Regions from separate parts of the Homo sapiens genome. Here region 1 is linked to region 2. A link is an interaction called in ENCODE POLR2A ChIA-PET data of the cell type or tissue named here. Cell type or tissue: PC-9. All regions are shown on one strand. Links, peaks and the distances in the headings refer to the core of each region. The heading gives the core; the rest is flanking DNA.

Region 1 (7,739 bases), core at 3,155-5,654, 240 kb before region 2:
TTCACAGGTTCCAGGGATTAGGACCTGGACAAAAAAGAGAGAGAGATGAGGCTGCAGGGTGAGGAAGGATTCAGGGTCTGGTTTTGAAGGGCCTCAGAGGACATGAGGAAGACTTAGAAGTTTAGCCTATGGACAGCGAGGAACCAATGGATGGATGATTTTCTTTTTTTTTTTTTTTGAAGGAGTTTCGCTTTTGTCGCCCACACTGGAGTGCAGTGGCACAGTCTCAGCTCACTGCAACCTAAATACAACAGAAATTCCCTATAATTCCCAAGGACAGGCCATAGTTGAAAGAACTAATAGAACACTCAAAACTCAATTAGTTAAACAGAAAGAAGGGGAAGACAGTAAGGAGTGTACCACTCCTCAGATGCAACTTAATCTAGCCCTCTATACTTTAAATTTTTTAAACATTTATAGAAATCAGACTACTACTTCTGCAGAACAACATCTTACTAAAAAGAAGAGCCCATATGAAGGAAAACTGATTTGGTGGAAAGACAACAAAAATAAGACATGGGAAATAGGGAAGGTGGTAACGTAAGGGAGAGGTTTTGCTTGTGTTTCACCAGGAGAAAATCAGCTTCCTGTTTGGATACCCACTAGACATTTGAAGTTCTACAATGAACCCATTGGAGATGCAAAGAAAAGCGCCTCCACGGAGACGGAGACACTGCAATCAAGCACCATCAACTCACAAGATGAACAGAATGGTGATGTCAGAAGAACAGATGAAGTTGCCATCCACCAAGAAGGTGGAGGCGCCGACTTGGGCACAATTAAAGAAGCTGACACAGTTAACTAAAAAAAAAAAAGCCTAGAGAACACAAAGGTGACACAAACTCCAGAGAACATGCTGCTTGCAGCTTTGATGATTGTATCAACTGTGGTAAGTCTCCCCATGCCTGCAGGAGCAGCTGCAGCTAATTATACCTACTGGGCCTATGTGCCTTTCCCGCCCTTAATTCAGGCAGTCACATGGATGGATAATCCTGATGGGAGATAGGCTCATGAGCCTAGAACATCGTTTCCAGTTACAGTGTGACTGGGATACATCAGATTTTTGTATTACACCCCGAGTTTATAATGAGTCTGAGCATCACTGGGACATGGTTAGACGCCATCTGCAGGGAAGAGAAGATAATCCCACTTTAGACATTTCCAAATTAAAAGAACAAATTTTCGAAGCATCAAAAGCCCATTTAAATTTGGTACCAGGAACTGAGGTAATCGCGGGAGTTGCTGATGGCCTCACAAATCTTAACCCTGTCACGTGGGTTAAGACCATCGGAAGTACTACTATTGTAAATTTCATATTAATCCTTCCCCAGAGGCAGGCCCCAGTCTGCAGGTGTACCCAGCAGCTCCGAAGAGACAGCGACCATCGAGAACAAGCCATGATGACAATGGTGTTTTTGTCTAAAAGAAAAGGGGAAAATGTTGGGAAAAGAAAGAGAGATCAGACTGTTACTGTGTCTATGTAGAAAGAGGTAGACATAACAGACTCCATTTTGTTCTGTACTAAGAAAAATTCTTCTGCCTTGAGATGCTGTTAATCTGTAACCCTACCCCCAACCCTGTGCTCACAGAAACATGTGCTGTGTCGACTCAAGGTTTAATGGATTTAGGGCTATGCAGGATGCACTTTGTTAAACAAATGCTTGAAGGCAGCATGCTTGTTAAAAGTCATCACCACTCCCTAATCTCAAGTACCCAGGGACACAAAACACTGCAGAAGGCCACAGTGACCTCTGCCTAGGAAAGCCAGGTATTGTCCAAGGGTTCTCCCCATGTGATAGTCTGAAATATGGCCTCGTGGGAAGGGAAAGACCTGAGCGTCCCCCAGCCCGACACCTGTAAAGGGTCTGTGCTGAGGAGGATTAGTAAAAGAGGAAGGCCTCTTTGCAGTTGAGATAAGAGGAAGACATCTGTCTCCTGCTCCTCCCTGGGCAATGGAATGTCTCGGTGTAAAACCCGATTGTATGTTCCATCTACTGAGATAGGAGAAAACCGCCTTAAGGCTGGAGGTGAGACATGCTGGTGGCAATACTGCTCTTTAATGCATTGAGATGTTTATGTATGTGCACATCAAAGCTCAGCACCTTTTTCTTAACCTTATTTATGATACAGAGACATTTGTTCACATGTTTTCCTGCTGACCCTCTCCCCACTATTACCCTACTGTCCTGCCACAACCCCCTCTCAGAGATGGTAGAGATAATGATCAATAAATACTGAGGGAACTCAGAGACCCGTGCCTTCGCGGGTCCTCTGGAGCACCAGTCCCCTGGGCCCACTTTTCCTTCTCTATACTTTGTTTCTGTGTCTCTCTCTTTTGTCAGTCCGATGAGAAACACCCACAGGTGTGGAGGGGCAGGCCACCCCTTCAGGGTCTGGTTTTGAAGGGCCTCAAAGGACATGAGGAAGACTTAGAAATTTAGCCCATGGACAGCGAGGAACCAATGGATGGATGCCTTTTTTTTTTATTTTTTGAAGGAGTTTTGCTTTTGTCACCCACACTGGAGTGCAGTGGCATGGTCTCAGCTCACTGCAACCTCCACCTCCCGGGTTCAAGTGACTCTCCTGCCTCAGCCTCCCGAATAGCTGGGATTACGGGTGCCCACCACCACGCCTGGCTAATTTTTGTATTTTTAGTAGAGATGGGGTTTCACCATGTTGGCCAGGCTGGTCTCGAACTCCTGACCTCAGGTGATCCACCTGCCTTGGCCTCCCAAAGTGCTGGGATTACAGGCATGAGCCACAGCGTCCAGCCAATTTTCTGTTGGGTGGTGACATACTGGAATTCACAATTTGGAAGAAGCACTCCAGCTAAGTATAGCAAGGGTGTATCCCAGGAATGAAGGCAGGGAGACCAGGAGGAAGCCGAGACGTCATCCAAGGAGACAACAATGATGGACTGGCTTCCTGCAGGGGCCATAAGGTGGGAGAGAAGGGACAAATCGCACTGGAAGGAGCGACAGACTGGATGTAGGGGGTGACCAGCAGGGAGGTGTTCAGGACCAGTTTAAGTTTCTGGATTCACCAGGACAGAAAAGCAGGTTTTTAGGAGAAAACATGGAGGAGCTCAGCTGGGAGGCGTGTTTAGTTTTGATGTGTGTGGAGCTTCAAGGGGAGCTGGGGGTCTGAGAGGCAGGACTATGAGGTGCTACTCAGGGTCATGCAGCATCAATATCATCTGTGGGTCTAGAATGCAGGCCTTCCCTCCCCACCACCACCACCACCGTCATTCCCAGGCCTGGGCCACCTTCTACCTCTGTTATGGCACCCATTCCAGCCTCCATGTCTTTGTTCTCACTGTTCCCCTGCCCAGCATACCTCCCCTCTTCCATACAAGTCCCACCCATCTGTTCAGTTCCCACCTCAACCAAGTGGTTAGAGCAAAGGTCCGAGGTCAGAGGTGGATGGGGCCTGAAAGAGTGGTGGTGAGTGTGGCAGAAAATGCAGAAGCCTTATTTAGAGCCCAGCTCAGCCTCAAAATGGCTGTGGGACATGAGCAGGTCACGTTCCCTCTCTGGGCCTCAGCTTCCCAACCTTTCAGGGATGAATAAGGAAAGATCCTTGAAGTTACAGATCTGGAAAGCGCCATAAGGTAAAACATCATCAGGACACTGAAGGTATACCACAGGACACACTCTACAAATGAGGAGAAAGCTTATGAAAAAAGACTTAGTGGCCCAGTGCGGTGGCTCACGCCTATAATCCCAACACTTTGGGAGGCCGAGCAGGCGGATTGCCTAAGGACAGGAGTTCGAGACCAGCCTGGCCACCATGGTGAAACCCTTTCTCTACTAAATATACAAAAATTAGCCAGGTATGGTGGCAGGCGCCTGTAATCCCAGCTACTTGGGAGGCTAAGACAGGAGAATCGCATGAACCTGGGAGGAGGAGGTTGCAGTGAGCCAACATCGCGCCACTGCACTCCAGCCTGGGCAAGAAGAATGAAACTCTGTCTCAAAAAAAAAAAAAAGAAAAGAAAAAGAAAAAAAGACTTAGTGGCATTTTCTCTGAGCCTTGAAGAATGAGTAGAATTTCAGCAAGTTGAGGTGGAGGTGAGGGAGGGCACTCGAGGCAGAGAGAACAGCCTGAGCAAAGGCCAGGAGGCGGAAAGTTCAGGGTGGGTTCAGGGAAGAAGGAGTGTCCAGTTTCTTTCTAAGTCAACAGCTCAAGGGCTTTTTGTAAGTGGGCTGTCCAAGCGGAGCAGCCTCCAGTAAACACCTGTTTGCACAATCGAGGTCACACACAGGGGCGCGTTTGCACAATGACCTGTTTGCACAATCTTAGCTGCCTGCTGTATTCCAGCCAACCCCGGCCCTGGCAGCTGAGCACCACAGCCTCAACTTCCGGGCACTCACCCCAGCTTGCCCACCTGGACCCCGCCCCGGCCCCTCTGAAACAAGCTGCTCCTTGACCTACCCAGAAGCCCCACACATCACAGGCAGTAACAGAAACAGAAACAACTCGGGGCTCAGTAGCTAGGCTGCCAAGAATAGGGTTCCCTCACCAGCACTCCCTTACCCAGGGTTTCCAACACACAGAGGCCTTGTCTGATGGAGGAGGGGCGGGAGGCAGGACAGCTGGAAGAGGAAGTATCCACAAAGCCGACACTGGGTGCGGGTAGAGGGGATGACTCCTCGTCTGTCTTGTGCTCTTCAGTGCACCATAGTAAACACTTATTAAGCATTTACTGTGTTCCTGGCTGTGTTCCACAAGCCTTACGGTCACTGATTTCTCTCAAGAATCCTATGAAGCCAATACTGTTAGCCCCATTTTACAGATGACAAAACCGAGGCTTAAAGAGATTAAACATTTGTTTGGAGTCACACAGGCAGCAAGTGGCAAATTGAAGCAGCCTGACTCCTCAGCTCATCATCTTAACCTCAGTACACTCTAAAGAAAGCTCTTCCTTAAATCTAACTTTCATTTCCTTAAATCTAACTTTTATTCTGGCTGCTGCAGCTCCATTTCCTGGTGCAGGTCCTCAACAGAGAATGGAGCACAAAGGAGAATAGTAGAATCTCCCTCCTAAATATTGAATTATGCAGAAGGGAACAAAGGAAAGCAACTTTATTGAACACCTACTATGCGCTGGTTACCATACTAGGCATTGTATTTCTGATAGCTAATTTAATTATCACAAAATCCCTGGGAGGAGTTATTATCACTGTGACAGATTAGGAAACAGAGGCTTGGAAGAGGTAAACACCATCTCCAAGGTTCTGCAGCCCAACAGATATGCATTGAGTATCCTCTGTGTGTCCGGCACTGTACTGAGGCTAGAGAGGCAGAGGTGAGAATACAGTTTCTGCCCTCAAAGAGTTCACAGTATAATGGAGGAGGCAGGCGGCCAACAGCCTACTACAGTATTACAGGATGAATGGGGAGAAGGGCCCCTAATTCAGCTTGACTAAGGTGTGGAAGCCCAGAGGGATGCTGAGCTCAGGCTGGATGCTTGAACTGGGTCAGGAACAGGACTCAGCCAGCAGGAGGTGACAGGCGCTCCGCAGAAGAAAGGCACAGGGTTGTTCCAGAGCCTGGGGCAGGCAGGGAAATACTAGTGAATTTGGCATGACCGGAGCATGACGGGCTGGATCTGAGGAAGCAGGGGCTGGTGAGGCAGGAGAGGGAGGCGAGGGTAACTTGCATGTCCGGTTCAGGAGTTAGGATGTGACGACGGGCCTCTGAAGAAAGACAGGGAGAGGAGAAGGATTGCAGGGCCATTGGCAAGGCTGAGACGGGAGCTCCATAAAGGCAGGAACTAAAACTGTGTCTCACCATTGTGTCCCTGCACCTGCTCCAGGAGCAAGTTCTCTGAATGATGAACAAAAGGCCCATTCTCCTTCATTAAGAACTGACTGGGGCCAGGCGCGGTGACTCATGCCTGTAATCCCAACACTTCGGGAAGCCGAGGCAGGCAGATCACTTGAGGCTAGGAGTTCGAGACCAGCCTGGCCAACATGGCAAAACCCTGTCTCTACTAAAAATACAAAAAAATTAGTCGGGCGTGGTGGTGCGTGCCTGTAGTCCCAGCTACTCAGAAGGCTGAGGCAGGAGAATCACTTGAACCTGGGAGGCAGAGGTTGCAGTGAGCCGAGATCGCGCCACTGCACTCTAGCCTGGGTGGCAGAGCGAGACTCCATCTCAAAAAAAAAGAATGAAAATAAAAATAAAAAATAAATTTAAAATGACCAGAAGGCCAGGTGCGGTGGTTCACGCCTATAAAACCAGCACTTTGGGAGGCTGAGGTGGGCGGATCACTTGAGGTCAGCAGTTCAAGACCAGCCTGGCCAACATGGTGAAACCCAATCTCTACTGAAAATACAAAAATTAGCCAGGCATGATGGCAGGCATTTGTAATTCCAGCTACTTGGGAGGCTGAGGCAGGAGAATCACTTGAACCTGGGAGTCAGAGGTTGCAGTGATCCAAAATCGCGCCACTGCATTCCAGCCTGGGTGACAAAGTGAGACTCTGTCTCAAAAAAAAAAAAAGAAAGAAAGAAAAAAAAGAACTAAAAGAACTGACTGGACATGGGAATGTGGAGAAAGGGTTGTAAGGAATGACTCCTGAGTCCCTGAGCTGCATGACTAGGGAGAGGAGGGGATGGTGGTTAATTCACCATGACAAGGTACGTGGGGATTAGAGACAGATTTGGTGAAGTGGGGGAAGATTCATCCAGTTGATCATTCATTCAACAAACACGCATGGAGGCCTTACTGTGTGGCAAGCAGTGTTATAGACACTGGAGATAAAGTTTTGAACAAAACAGATAAAAACTGTTGCTCTTATGGAACTTTCAGTCTAGTGGGGATTGAGACAGCCAATATCAGATGGTGAAAAGGGATTTGGGGGAGAGAGAGATAGGGAGTGGGAGGGAAGGGGCTTGCAAATTTTGAAAAGGGTGCTCAGAGAAGGCCTCAATGAGAAAGTGACATTTGAGCAAAGACCTGAAGAAGGGGAGGGACCAGCCCATGTAGCTATTTGCGGGGGAAAGAGTCCAGGCAAATGAAACAGCAAGTGCAAAGGCCCTGAGGCAAGAGACAGCATAACAAGTTCAAGAAGCAAAGAACACAGAGTAGCTGGAGCAAGGCAGCAAGGGGGAGAATAACAGGAGAGGGATCCAGGAGGTAACAGGGATACCAGGTTTTGTAGGGCCTTGTAGACCATCCAAAGGGCTTTGACTTTGACTCTGAATGAGACAGGAGCCATTGGAAAGGTTGGGACGAGGATGGGCTGATCAGACTTCTGTTTGATTGATATCGCACTGGCTGCTGAAGGAATTACAGACAGGTGCGGGAACAAGGATGAAATAGAAGCAGGAGAGCAGGCAGGGGGCTATTGCGATTATCTAGGCAATAGATGAGGGTAGCTTGGAGCTGGCTAGTATTGGTTTCAGTTATATTTATATTTTCCAAATATTATCATAAAAATATTCAAACGTAGAGCCAAGTTGAACTTTACAGTGAATACCCAGGATTCTGGTTATATTTGGAAAGAAGAGAGTCCATGGGACTCACTGAGCGAGCAGAGCCTGTGGGATATCTTGGGAGGGTTGCAGCAGGCAGTCAGGTCATTTGACTTGGAACTAGAACTACAGCCCTGGTCTGCAGCATCACACCAGACCCAGATGCCTCAAAAGGATTATATGTTAAGGACAGTCTGCTGGTCTGTTGGCACCTAACCTTTTTTGGGTTATGAATCCAATAAACTATGAGCAGTTTGA
Region 2 (7,739 bases), core at 2,711-5,210:
AGGACTAATGTGTTCTTGTTTCAAAAGCATGATGATAGCAATTAAAAGCGAAAAAAAGAAGACAGTGTCAAGTTAACCCAAAGTATCTAATGAATAACAAAATGTAATCTCAGCAATTCCCCACTGTAAAAAAAAAATACTAAGCATAAGATGACAGCTTAGCAAATAAACCTTTAGTTTTTACCACAGAAAACTGTGCAATGTCTGCTCCAAGTAGGTTTCATGGTATCAGTGGAAACCAAGATTGATCCAAGACTGGTGAAATTACTATAAATGGGTTTGGAGAGAAAACAGATCACTTCCAAATAAGTCATGTATACAGAGCCTTCTGTAATATGGGATGGCAACTAAGGCACACAGACCAAATCTAGCCCATTGTCTGGTTTTGTACCATCCATGAGCTAAGAATGGTTTCTGTTTTAAAAAATTTTTTTTTATCAAAAAAATACTTCATTAGAGGTTAAAATTATACAACATTCCAACTTCTTTTTTTCCCCCAGATTAGCTGCTGGGCTGGGGAAATTCCAATTTACACACCCATAAACAATTTTATAGGAACAGTCACATTCATTTACATATGGCTACTTGCACACTAAGACAGGAGATCTGAGTAGCTGCAACAGGGACTGCCTTCAGTGGTCTCACTGCTTTGCTCTGCTACAAATTGCAGTGACACAGTTATAACTCAACAGCATTTCACATACCATGCATAGGCAGTATCACATTTTATTATTATTTTTAATTACCAGTGCATATCCATCACATCAAAACAAGAAAAGCAGATGTTGATGTTACCCTTTTAAGGCACAGTGTGAAGTGTGAATCATTTTGTTATTGAATTTGATAGCAAATCATTGTGTTTATTATGAAATGACACCACAGATATGCCAAGAATATAACATACATTGATCTTACCAATATTCCCAACTTACAAGAAAGCAAATGACGGTAAAAAATATCTGTGGAGAAGAAAAGGACTTAGTTGGAAAAACTGGCAAACGTTGTGAAAATGTAAGGTTATTTATCAGCAGTTTCTCTGCAGACTTTTTTTCTTGAGACGTGGTCTCCGTCACCTAGGCTGGAGTGCAGTGCTGAGAAAAAGAAGGTGAATATCCTGACTTGCCCTACCACACGGCAGTTTGATGAGTTAGAAGCAGAAAAATTTTATGTTTCTTGAAAAGCTCAGGGCTGAGTATGAAATTTTTCAACAAGAACCACCCTTAACCACTATTACTGTTGCGGATACCAAATAGCTTTGAAGTTAGCTTTTGCTGCAGAGTTGATAATGTTTCTTAATGAATACAGTTTAAAATTACAAAGACCTGGCACAGTAGCTCACATCTGTAATCCCAACACTTTGGGAGGCCAAGGTAGGAGGACAGCTTGAGGTCAGAAGTTTGAGACCTGCCTAGTGAACACAGCAAGATCCGTCTCTACAAAAACTAAAAAAAAAAAAAAAAAAATTAGCCTGACTCAATGGTGTACGCCTGTGGTCCCAGCTATTCAGGAAGCTGGGACAGGAGGCTCGCTTAAGCCCAGGAGCTTGAAGTTGCAGTGAGCTATGATCTCATCACTGCACTCCAGACTAGCTGACGGAGGGAGATTCTGTCTCAAAGAAATAAAACAAAATTAGAAGTCAAAACAGCACTTCTATGGGAAACACATACTGTAATAAAATAATACTAATGACAATAAATGTTTCAATTTCAAGAAATGTCAAATTACTTTATTCACTTCTCATACTGTCAAAAGTTGAACAAGAAGTGATATCTCCATACCCACACAAATCTGAAGCAGATCTTCTGAGCTCAAACTACAGTTCCAGCATATTTCCAACCTTAATGCATGTGTAAACTAAATCTCCATATTTCAAAATCTGTCTAACTGTGCAGCTAAGGAGCTTCCATCTAATCTTCAATTGGAAGCGATTTATCTGCAATGTTATGGTATGCTAAAAGACAAATATCAAGAATCTAACACATTTCTGTGCCTTCCAAAAGATAAATCTGCTCAATTAAAATCACATGCTCAATGATTAATGTATTTGGCAGTACCCAATCTGTGTGAAGACATTTTCAAAGATGACACACATAAAACTTCACGACAGATCAGCATTAACAAATAAATATTTGCCATCAATTTTGAAAGGCACTGCTAACTTGGAAACCCAATTAAGTGAAATTGTACTCCCCAAAAGCAGAATTCCATTCTTATAGCCCTGTTACTACAAAAATTATACTCATTATTTACATTTATATATATATATATATATATATATATATATATATATATATATGCCTATCTATATATATTTTTTGAGACAGAGTCTCACTCTGTCACCCAGGCTGGCGTGCAGTGGCATGGTCTTGGCTCAGTGCAACCCCTGTCCTCCGGGTTCAAGAGATTCTTGTGCCTCAGCCTTGCAAGTAGCTGGGATTACAAGCTTGCGCCACAATGCCTGGCTAATTTTTTTGTATTTTTAGTAGAGACAGGGTTTCGTCATGTTGGCCAGGCTGGTCTCGAACTGACCTCAGGTGATCTGCCCGCCTCAGCCTCCCAAAGCGCTGGGATTGCAGGTGTGAGGCACGGTGCCTAGCCTGATTATTGTATTTTGAAATAAAAACTTTGTGCAAAGTTGTTTTCTCTCTTGTCATGTAAGTACCCACAGAGTAGCCTCAACTTTGCCTCTTGGCCAGCAAAGCCTAAAGTATCTGACCCTTTGGAAAGGTTATCAACCCCTTTTCTTCATCATTTGTCTAACAAATGCATTTAGTGCAGATGGCCACTAAGAATCAACCTTGGCCAGGCACGGTGGCTCATGCCTGTAAACATATACTTTGGGAGGCCAAGGCAGGTGGATCACTTGAGGTCAGGAGTTCCAGGCCAGCCTGACCAACATGGTGAAACCCCGTCTCTACTAAAAGCACACAATTAGCGGGGCATGGTGGCACATGCCTATAATTCCAGTTGCTTGGGCAGCTGAGGCAGGAGAATTGCTTCAACCCGGGAAGCGGAGGTTGCAGTGAGCCAAGATAGCGCCACTGCACTCCAGCCTGGGCAACAAGAGCAAAACTCCGTCTCAAAAATAAATAAATAAAAATAAAAATAAACCCTCATGAATAGTAATTCTCAAAACTGTAAGACTCCCAAATGGTAGGAACTGATATTTTTTAATATTTATGCCCAGCAACTCATAGTAAAACAAATAAAAGTCAGTAATTAGTCATCCCAAAGCAATTTCCAAAGCAACTGAACTCCTCAATAAATAATAAGAGCACATCTGGCTCTGAAGCCTATGTTTGATTCCCAACTCCACCAACTACTAGTTGTGAGACCCCGGATAAGTGACTTAATTAAATCTCACTATCTGTGGTCCCTTATCTATAAAACTGTTCCTACTTCACAGTGTTGTTGAACACCGAATAAATTAATATATGTATAAAGTTCTCAGAAAAGTGCTTGGCACAAAGGAGTACTCAATAAATATTGTTAATTGGGCCAGTATCAAAATGACAGTGAAAAGACACGACTTCAACAAGCTGGTTTGGGTAGTCATGTGGTCATTAAACAATTACATTCTCATGCGAATTCAGAATTTAGCTTTATAGCAAACTCGGAACATAAGACACTAATTCCATCTTGAAAACCTGTAAAAAGAGCAGTAGGCTCTGTCAACGACAAACCCAAGCCTATGCCTAATTCCAGGTTGAATGAGTCTGCTCCTTAAATAACCCTATCATTCTGTGCCTCAAGGTCTCAATGTACAACACAGAGAGGAATCAAACATGCCAACTGATGCACCTGAACGTTTCTACCTAGACCAATGGTTTTTAAACTCATGCTCTCGGGCTGTGCAGAGAGGTTGGGGAAAAGTAACTTTCCCATCTGAGTTATCCCGGTCCAGTAGATCAGACTGAACTGTCAAGAACTCATAATGACTACTTTCCCAGAACTTATCTTTTTATCACATTACAAAACTTTTATAAGCTACCAGCATTTCCTTATCACTTGAGCCTCTATTTCCTTGAAAACCAGTGGTCATGCACTACTACTAAAGTAAACTACTCCTTGAGGGCAGGTATCAGATCAAATTCCTTTTTATATCTCCAGTGCCATAACATACAACTGCCCATTTTAACCATTTTTATATGTACAGTTCAGTGACATTAAGAACATTCAGGCCAGGTGCGGTGACTCACCTGTAATCTCAGCACTTTGGAAGGCCAAGGTGGGCGGATCACTTGAGCTTAGGAGTTCAAGACCAGCCTGACCAACATGGTAAAACCCCATCTCTACTAAAAATACAAAAATTAGCTGGGCGTGGTGGCACACGCCTACAGTCCCAGCCACTCAGTAGGCTGAGGCACAAGAATCGCTTGAGCCCAGGAGGTGGAGGTTGCAGTGAGCTGAGATTGCGCCAATAGATGGGATTACAGGCGCGCACCACCACGCCCAACTAATTTTCTGTATTTTTAGTACAGATTGGGTTTCGCCATGTTGGCCAGGCTGGTCTCGAACTCCCGCCCTCAAGTGATCCGCCCGCTTCAGCCTCCCAAAGTGCTGGGATTACAGGCGTGGGCCACTGTGCCCAGCCTCTAAGGTATATTTTTTTAATGTGTCTTATAAAGTCAGTCTTAGAAAACATTCCTAAATAATCTCACTATTACGTGGCTAAATTGTACTCTACTAGAGAACACAGAGGATGCTAAATCTCTGATTATAAGAATATACCGCCTGTAATCCCAGAACTTTGGGAGACCAAGGCGGGCGGATCACAAGGTCAGGAGATCCAGACCATCCCGGCCAACATAGTGAAACCTGGTCTCTACTAAAAATACAAAAGTTAGCTGGGTGTGGTGGCGGGCGCCTGTAGTACCAGCTACTTGGGAGGCTGAGGCAGAAGAATTGCTTGAACCCGGGAGGCGGAGGTTGCAGTGAGCTGAGATCGCGCCACTGCCCTCCAGCCTGGGCGACAGAGCAAATCTTTGTCTCAAAAAAAAAAAAAAAAAGTATGCCTAATTCACTAAGGGCCTATTTGGAAGGAAATTTCAGTCAGTAAAAAATTATTAATTTTAGAGTTGGAAATGTCGATAATATATCCAGAGTCTACCTTATGTAATTGCCGAATTTTGTAAAAATTTTCATCCAAACTTGATTAATAACCCATTTAACCCAAGGCGTTACACCAGGATAACCAACTTCTCTAGATTGCTTTCGTCTATAAACAAGAGACCAAATTTGATGCCAGAATAACCTGTCACAAATATGATCATGTCATTCCTCCAATTAAAGGTCCTTCCTGCTTACTGCATAAAATTCAATACAAGCACACTGCAATCCTGCTCTACTCGCTCCACCTTCTACCACTGACTCCTATGCTTCTACCCTTAATCAAACTACATTTTTAGAATGAACTTTCCTGTTCCACACCATTAGACATGCTCGTCCCACTGCCTTGAATAGCCTCCTCTCACCAAACCACCACTCCTGTCTCAACCTCCACCACACACACACACACACACACACACACACACACACTCACCACCTGCTTCGCTTATTCGAAACCTTCCAGCAACAGCTCAAATGTAAATTCTTGTAAAACCTTCCCCTAATTCTCCAGAAGGAGTCAGTGAGCATCTCATTCCAGGTTCTACTATTGCCCTTATCATCCTGTATTGTAATTAACTGTCTCTCCCACTAAACATGAAGGTCCCTTAAGAATAGGGACTGTGGGGCTGGGGGCAGTGGCTCACGCCTGTAATCTCAGCACTTTGGGAGGCAGAGGCAGGTGGATCACGAGGTCAGGAGATGGAGATCATCCTGGCTAACACGGTGAAACCCTGTCTCTACTAAAAATACAAAAAATTAGCAAGGTGTGGTGGCGGGCACCTGTGGTCCCAGCTACTCGGGAGGCCAAGGCAGGAGAATGGCATGAACCTGGGAGGCAGAGCTTGCAGTGAGCGGAGCTTGCGCCACTGCATTCCAGCCTGGGCGAGAGCGAGACTCCATCTCAAAAAAAAAAAAAAAAAAGGGACTGTGCTGGCTGGGTGCGGTGGCTTGCACCTGTATCCCAGCACTTTGGGAGGCCCAGGTGGACAGCCTGTGGTCTGGAGTTTGAGACCAGCCTGGCTAACATGGTGAAACCCCATCTCTACTAAAAATACAAAAACTAGCCAGATGTGGTGGTGCATGCCTACAGTCCCAGCTACTCAGGAGAATCATTTGAACCCAGGAGAAAGAGGCTGCAGTGAGCTGAGGATCACGCCACTGCACTCCAGCCTGGGAAACAGAGCAAGACACTGTCTCCAAAAAAAAAAAAGAAAGAAAGAAAAAGAATAGGGACTGTGCCTTATATTTATCTTGTATCTCCTCCAACACCTAACGCAATGCCTGGTACATGGTAGATTTCATCATGTTTGCTCAATAGGTAAGTTTGAGCCCCAAGATAATAAACATCTGAGCAAGCATGGCAACAGTGAAGACACAAGTATAAATCAAGTGAGCCCTCACATACATAAGAATTTACTGAAACTAGCACAACTACAGAGGATACAAAGAAATATAAAATGCTGGAAGCCAGGAGTTCAAGACCAGCCTGGGCCATAAAATGAGACTGTCTCTACAAAAAAATAAAGCATGCCTGTAGTCCTAGCTACTCGGGAGGCTGAGAATCGCTTGGGCCCAGGAGGTCAAGGCTGCAGTGAGTCATGATTGCACCACTGTACTCCAGACTAGGTGACAAAGCAAAACTGTCTCACAAAAAAAAAAAAAAAAAAGAGGCTGAGGCTGGGTGCAATGGGTCTGGCCTGCAATCCAACACTTAGGAAGGCCAAGGTAGAAGGATCACTTGAGGCTAGGAGTTCGAGACTAGCCTGGACAACAAACCAAGACCCCCATCTCTACAATAAAAGTATTCAAAACTCAGTCAAAGCCACCAACAAATAAAGATATGGCAGGGTCAGACCAGTTAACAACTGAGGAGATGAACAAAAATGAAGGCCTGAAAGAAAAGAATAATTTTTTTAAATATTAAAAGATGAAGGAGGCTGGGCACCGTGGCTCATGCCTGTAATCCCAGCACTTTGGTAGGCCAAAGTGGGCGGATCACCTGAGGTCTGGAGTTCAAGACCAGCTTGGCCAACATGGTGAAACCCTGTCTCTACTAAAAATACAACAATTAGCCATGCATGGTGGCGTGTGCCTGTAATCCCAGCTACTCGGGGGGCTGAGGCAGGAAAATCGCTTGAACCTGGGAGGTGGAGGTTGCAGTGAGCCAAGATCGTGCCACTGCACTCCAGCCTGGGCGGGGTGACAGAGCAAGACTCCATCTCCCAAAAAAAAAAAAAAAAAAAAGATGAAGATGGGAGATGTGGTCAAAAGATACAAAATTTCAGTTAAGAGGAATAAGTTGGGCAACATGGTAAGTGCAGTAAATAATAATGTACTGTATATTCAAAGATCGCCAAGAGAGATTTTAAGTGTTCTCACCACACAAAAAAAATGAGGCAATACATATGTTGATTAGCTAGATTTAACCATTCCACAATGTACACATATTTCTTGTATATCATACTTGACAATTAAAAGTTAATTTTTAAGGCTGGGTGTGGTGGCTCACACCTGTAATCCCAACACTTTGGGAGGCTGAGGCGGGTGGATCACTTGAGGTCAGGAGTTCAAAACCAGCTTGGCCAACATGGTAAAACCCCATCTTTACTAAAAATACAAAAAATTAGTGG

Evidence for each region. ChIA-PET counts read pairs that join two places held together with the same protein. Peaks named below come from ENCODE experiments on the same cell type or tissue, not always from the same donor. Only the 100,000 strongest peaks of a DNase experiment are listed, where the experiment ranks them.
Region 1: POLR2A ChIA-PET joins it to region 2 with 29 read pairs; 2 of 35 experiments call an interaction of 5 or more read pairs at or near these places.

The regions. Positions count from the first base shown.
Region 1 is chr1:36,483,634-36,491,372 of GRCh38, reverse strand. No RefSeq gene overlaps it. Among named protein-coding and RNA genes, the nearest start is that of CSF3R, 4.6 kb to the right of the region's middle. In PC-9, for the core only: no CTCF peak of the experiment used is centred there; DNase peaks (open chromatin) are centred at 4,252 and 4,592; H3K4me3 peaks cover 655 bases; H3K27ac peaks cover 2,412 bases.
Region 2 is chr1:36,247,485-36,255,223 of GRCh38, reverse strand. All of the region lies in intron 1 of THRAP3 (thyroid hormone receptor associated protein 3), which reads right to left. Among named protein-coding and RNA genes, the nearest start is that of THRAP3, 27 kb to the right of the region's middle. RefSeq lists enhancers at 6,542-6,836, 6,602-6,896. In PC-9, for the core only: no CTCF peak of the experiment used is centred there; no DNase peak of the experiment used is centred there; H3K27ac peaks cover 1,899 bases.